Regions from separate parts of the Mus musculus genome. Here region 1 is linked to region 2. The links are chromatin contacts, found by POLR2A ChIA-PET in ENCODE. All regions are on one chromosome and are shown on one strand. The core of a region is the stretch at or near the end of the contact, and the rest is flanking DNA. Distances in the headings are between cores, read along the strand shown.

Region 1 (3,022 bases), core at 14-2,513, 94 kb before region 2:
CAGGGATCTCCAAGCACCCCGAGACTTAAGGAAAGATGAAGATGGATTCCGGGTAGCGGGGCCCAGAGGGAGGTTATGTTTGAATGCCGGCTGTGTGACCTTGGGTGAGTCTCTTCCTGTCTCTAAGCCTCAGTTTTTTTCTCTGTAAAATGGGGACTTTCAAACCCTCATGAAATAGGAAATCTGTAAGAAGACGAATGTTTGGTTTAACACACACTAGGCATCCAGGACGGTTAACAGGGTCCATGCTGAGTCCAACGGAGGCCGTGCATCCTCCCTATCAGCTCTATTTGGGGGTAGGAAAAGCCAGGTCTCCAGTCTTATCTCTTTCCCCCTGCCTGCTCCCCTACCCTAGGACCGGTGTGCTGAGCATACACTACCAAGACAGACAGACGGACACAGGAGCAGGGAGGTGGGGGAACGAATGGGGGAGGGAGGAATGCATGGATGGACGCACGGACAGGCGACCCCTCACCAGCTGCTCCTCCAGGGCTGCTGCGGCCCTGCGCGCCGCTGCCGCATCCTCGTCCTCCTCGGCGTCCTCCTCGTCCTCAGCCTCGGCGCCCCCCATCCCGGGCTGGGCCAGCCGCAGCGCCTGCTGCACGCGGTACTCCTGCCTCTCTCGGAGCCAATGCAACTCGCAGAGCCCGGCCAGGCTGCCTTCCAACCATCCCCGCAGCCGACCCCGCTCCGGGCTCACCGGGAACGAGAAGGCCCGGATCATGGCTGCGGCCCCCCGCCCCAGCCCGGCCGGGCCCCACGGCCGCCCCTCTCGCCGGTCCCACCTCCCCGCCCCAGCAGCCCGCCCGCCCGCTGGCCGGGCTGTCACCGTCTCATCTGCATAGGCGCCCGCCCATTGGGCCGCCCACCCGCGCCTCATCTACATGACCACGCCCCTGAAGGCACGACAACGACCTACTATTGGTTGTTGCCTTCCGTGACGCAGGGCTCCGCCCCGCCCCATTTTTCCTTAACAACGCATGCCCAGGACTACCTACGGGGGTATCAGACTCGCCACGCCCCTTTGTGCGGCGATCCTGGGGCTGTGGCCACGCCTTCTTTATAATCACAATGAAGCAAGCCCGCCCTTGCTCCAATTTCATTGGTGCCAGTCGCTTGGTTCTGGAGCTGGTTCCGCCCCCTTGCGGGCGAGCGCTGGCTGCCATTGGGCTCTCCAGGTCCAGGGAAGGGTGGTCTATAAATAGAGACTGGATCCACGTGACAGCTCCGCAGCTGCTCTTGCCGCCCCTCCCAAACTTTCAGCTTCTGAGTCTGCGCAGAAGGATCATCAGTGATGATTGAATCCGGATCACGCCTCCTCTTCCAGGCAGCTTTCCCAGACCCTCAGAAGTAAAGCGGATTGAACATCTTACGGTTTGATTATGCTTTTAAGCAGGACCTGTTCAAACCGGCTCTGTAATTCCATCATAGGGGAGGCTGAACCAGGAGGAGAATTGAGAGTTCAAGGCCAGCCTAAACTACATAGTGAATTTCAAGCTAGTTTGGATTACACAGCGAGTTTCTGTCTCATCAAAACAGCACATTTACGGAATTACAAGACCCTGGGTGAAATATTCTATGCTTTGACCAGAAGAGAATCTGAGGTCTTTTTTGTCTTCCAGGTGCGGTGGAGCTGAGTTCCACCAGTCTGAGCTCGCAGGGGCCTTTGTTCACGGTTCTAAGAGGCTTTGTTCTCAGTCTTCTGAGATGCTCTGTTCTCAACGTTCTGAAGTTCTAAATCTGAGCCTGCCTGCTTTCGAAGGCTGCATTCTGCCTCTTCTCACTGGGCAAGCCGGGCTAGCGCCCCCTCACGCGGCCAGCATGTGTCACTACACCCGGTGTGTCGGCAACGTTTGTGAAATAGCCCATTTCTCAGACGGACCTTTGACTCCTTAAAAGCTCAGATCTGGAAGGGAGGATGGGGCCGTAGAATCGCGGTGAGTTCGAGGCCAATCTGGGCTAACTATGACAGCCTGTCATTGAAAGAAAAATATAGTGTGAAACTGTCTTTTATAATGTTTTATGATCATCTGGCAATAACCAACTTTGATGTGGTGAGTCTATGCCACTTTAAGGCAGAGTAACACTAGGAAACGTATTTGGTCTCTCTGTGCTCTTCATCTACATCTAAAAAAAAGTTATTCTGAACGTTTAACAGCATAATTATGTTTTGTTTTGCTTTTTGAGGGTTTCACTAAGTAACCCTGGCTGAACTGTAACTATGTAGACCAGACTGGCTTGTTACTTTCAGACCACCTCTGGGTTGTATCTGACTCCCCCTACTCCAGTGCTCGTATTAAAGGAGTGGGTCACCACGTATAACCCTGTTATTTTTTATTATTTTTTTTTTGGAGTAACAGCTTCTACCACTCATAAAGAACTGAGTCTTGGGCATGGTGAGTCATATCTGTAATCCCAGCACTGGAGAAATGGCTCCGTGATTTAAGAGTGCTGTTGCTCTTCCAGAAGACCTGGGTTCGGTTTCTGGCACACAGAGAGAAAAAGAGGCTCACAGTCCTCTTTAACTCCAGCATCAGAGGATCCACTGTCCTCTTCTGGTCTCCTCAGGCAACTGCACTCTGTGCGTGAGTGCACACATACACCACACACTGAAATATTTAGTCTTGCTGGGCAGTGGTGGCGCACACCTTTACTCTCACAGCACTTGGGAGGCAGAAGTAGGCAGATTTCTGAGTTTGAAGCCAGCCTGGTCTACAGAGTGAGTTTCAGGACAGCCAGGGCTACACAGAGAAACCCTGTCTCAAAAATTTTTTTAAAATTTTTTTTTCATGGTGCCAAGAGTGGTGGCTCAGGTCTGCCACTCTCGTGCTCTAAGTGATTAGGCAGGAAGATCTGCAGGTCCAGACTAGCCTGGGCTACATGGCAAGACCAAACAAAAGACTGGAGATGAGGCGCAATAGTTGAGGCTTTGTCTAGAATCCTACTAGTTTCAGCCCCCAGTACATGAACAGTCATGGCAAATGAAGCCTCAGTTTACTCTCAGCTGTTGGAGGGTTGAGGG
Region 2 (2,943 bases), core at 189-2,688:
TGTCTCCAAAAAGCGTAACAAGACTAAGAAGGCTTATTATTTTTCCTTCCTCTAAAAGCCCTCCATGTTTAGGCCCGCCCCCAAATTTGGAGAACTTCCGTAAAAGTTCACCCTTCCAAGATGTTAGCGGTCCTGTCACCGTTACCTTATTTTCCTAGATTCTAGAAGGCATGACTCAATCTGGAGGACTCAACCTTGGTGACTAGTGGCGGCACACACGGGTAATCCCTGTACTCAGAGGGGGTAAAGCAGAAAGATTGCACGCTTGCACTGGCCCCTAACCACCCCACTGCCTGGCGGGAACGTACCTCACGAGATCTAGAAAGGAATCCAGCACCTCTTTGGTTGGTGCACTGCGGGCACAGGGGTCTACAACAGAGTCGTTGATGGAGGTGATGGCGGTAACGGCGGCGCCCGGCTTCAGCGCCAGGGCCAAACCCACGCCGAGCGCCGACGCGAGCAGTGTGGTGACCAGGAAAAAGAGCAGCGCCCAGGCGCCCACACGACCGAGCGCGCTAGGGTCCAAGCTGGCTGCACCTCCGATCAGGCTGCACACCACGAGCGGCAGGATGATCATCTTCAGCAGACGCAGCAGCAGCTCTCCCGGGAAGGCGAAAGCGGTCAAGCGCGCGGGACCCAGCGCGTCAGCACCGCCCGCCGCCGAGACCCCCAGCCCCAGCCCCACGCCAGCCACCACCGCAGCCACCGTGAGCAGCACCAGCAGGTTGGCGCGAATGCAGCGGCGCACCCGGTCACGGGAACCGCAGCAACCACCTGCTTTCGCACTCTGGTCCTCTCTGGATCCCAGCGCGGGGCCACCGTTCGCGGTGGAATCCACCGCTACTACCCCTTTGGGGTCAGCCTTAGGGGGATCCACTGCCATGCTGAGCCGTAACAGGGAGGTTCCTTGTGAGCCTGGAGACTAGGTGTGACGTCCTTAGGACCGAGAATGGAGGCTGAAACTTTGCAGCGGTCCTTGAAGTTATGCGTCCACCGGATCTCGGAAACTGGAGGGTCCTAGGCTCCCTGAGCTGTATGCGGAGATCCCTTTATTTTTCCTGGTGATGTCGAATCCCCGAAAACTGGGAGTTGAGAGCGCCTTGTTGGAGTAGGGAACAGCTCTTCAGAGGGTTCTTTGACTCCCTGAAGGAGTAAGGAAACTCAGGTAGCTGAGGTCTTCAGGAAGCTCAACCCAAGTGGCATAGATCCGGGATGCCTTGCTCCGGGAGACCGAGATCCCAGGATTAGGACGCCTGGCTCTCGGACTCTTGGGTACTGGAGCCCTAGAAGGAGTGGACCGAGCGTTTCGGGCTCTGGAGAGAAAAATCAAATTTCCAGATGCAAATAGGAAGCAGCCCGGGGGATATGGAAAGTGGCGCCAAGGAGAAACCTCCCAGGCCGCGCCGCGTGTCTCTGAGGCTGCTAGACGGAAGCGACCAGGATTAAAGGCGGAGGGGCGTGACTTGAAAAAGCGGAGGGCGGGACTTGAAAAGGCGGAGGCCGTCCCGCAAGCGCTGATTGGTTATGGAACATTCGGCGCCAGGTGGCGAGCGAGGGGCGGAGCCAAGATCACAGTGGGCAACCTAGGGTGAATAACAATGCATAGCCAGGGGCGGGGCCGGGGCAAGGGCATCGAGCCAGAAAGGGTGCAAAGCCTCCAAAAGGGGCGGGGCGTTGGGAAACTATCCAACCCACACCCACCCACACGCACCTCACCACTGGTCAAAAGAATCTAATTGTGGATCATATCTGATATTCCACAGAAGGACCCCTAGAAAGGGCAGACAGATGAGTGGCACACACCTTTAATCCCTGCTCTCAGGAGGCAGAGGCAGGCAGATAGATCTCTGTGAGTTCAAGATCAGCCTTGGTTGGTCTACAGAGCGAGTTCTAGGGCTGCCAGGGCTACATAAAGAAAAAGAAACCCAGTCTGTAGAAACAAATTGGGGAAAGGGAGGGAGGAGGGGCCAGTAGGCCCCAACATTGAATGTGGGGGATTTGAACTCAGGCCCTCATGCTTGAGCTGCAACCCAGTCTCTTTCCTCAGATAGTCACAGATTGGGTCCTCCCCACAGGAGCATGGCACATGCAACACACACAAATAAACAAATATATAAATAAATGTAGCAAAAAATATTTAAATGGCCAGTTCACCACAAACATTCTTAGTTTAGACACTGTTACCCATCAACTGTAAGAATAACAGACTTAGAGAGGAGGAGGAGGAGGAGGAGGAAGAGGAGGAGGAAAGAGGTCTGCTGAATCCAGAATCTTTGGGACATGTAGGGTGGGGAAAATGAGGCTGAAGTTTGTGGATCAGGATTGGCTAGGAGCGTTCTGCCCCACTGCCTGCCCCTAGTAAGAGAAATACTCAAACTGGTTCCAGCCAGCTCTTTGGCCCAACCTCCTACCCGGATTCCTTGTGATTTCATCAGTGGGAGAAAGGTCTGGGGCTTCCCAAAGGGTGAAGCAGGGTAGTGAGAGGCTGGGCTGAAGGAGGAGGACAGCCAAGAGTCCCTTCCTGAACTCTGTTGACCACTTGAGAAACGCCCTGAAGAATGGCTCTTTTGGAAAGTCTGGAGCTTGCCTGGAGGTGGAGCAAAGGAGGCTACAGGGCTCAGTCTGTTCTACCAGGCGCTCACCCGCAGCTCTCAGGACTGCAATCCCAACTATGGAAGGATTCCAAGGTCATGACCAGCCTGGGCCACAGACATCAGAGTAAAGATGGGAATGAGGGGCTGCTGGGAAAGGCTAGCCTGAGAGAGGGCAGGGAGGGCTTGTTGGAGAAGGAAGCAGGGTTTCTTCGTGTGACTCTGACTATCCTAGAACTTGCTCTGTAGACCAGACTGGCCTTGAACTCCAAAATCCACCTGCCTCTGCCTCCCTGCTGGTATTAAAGGCATGTGCCGCCACCACCACCACCACCACCACCACCACCCGGCT

What was found. ChIA-PET counts read pairs that join two places held with the same protein, here RNA polymerase II (POLR2A).
Region 1: POLR2A ChIA-PET joins it to region 2 with 11 read pairs in embryonic stem cell. The contact joins the promoter of 9330104G04Rik here to the promoter of Slc1a5 in region 2. POLR2A ChIA-PET finds 5 or more read pairs at or near these places in 3 of 5 experiments (Patski and embryonic stem cell).

What each region holds. Positions count from the first base shown.
Region 1 is chr7:16,873,127-16,876,148 of GRCm38, reverse strand. 9330104G04Rik (RIKEN cDNA 9330104G04 gene) reads left to right here and starts at 1,263. Exons shown (of 2, transcript NR_152128.1): 1 at 1,263-1,937. Dact3 (dishevelled-binding antagonist of beta-catenin 3) reads right to left here and starts at 832. Exons shown (of 4, transcript NM_001081655.1): 1 at 476-832. The coding sequence starts at 724.
Region 2 is chr7:16,779,841-16,782,783 of GRCm38, reverse strand. It overlaps Slc1a5 (solute carrier family 1 (neutral amino acid transporter), member 5), which reads right to left and starts at 1,438. Exons shown (of 9, transcript NM_009201.2): 1 at 309-1,438. The coding sequence starts at 883.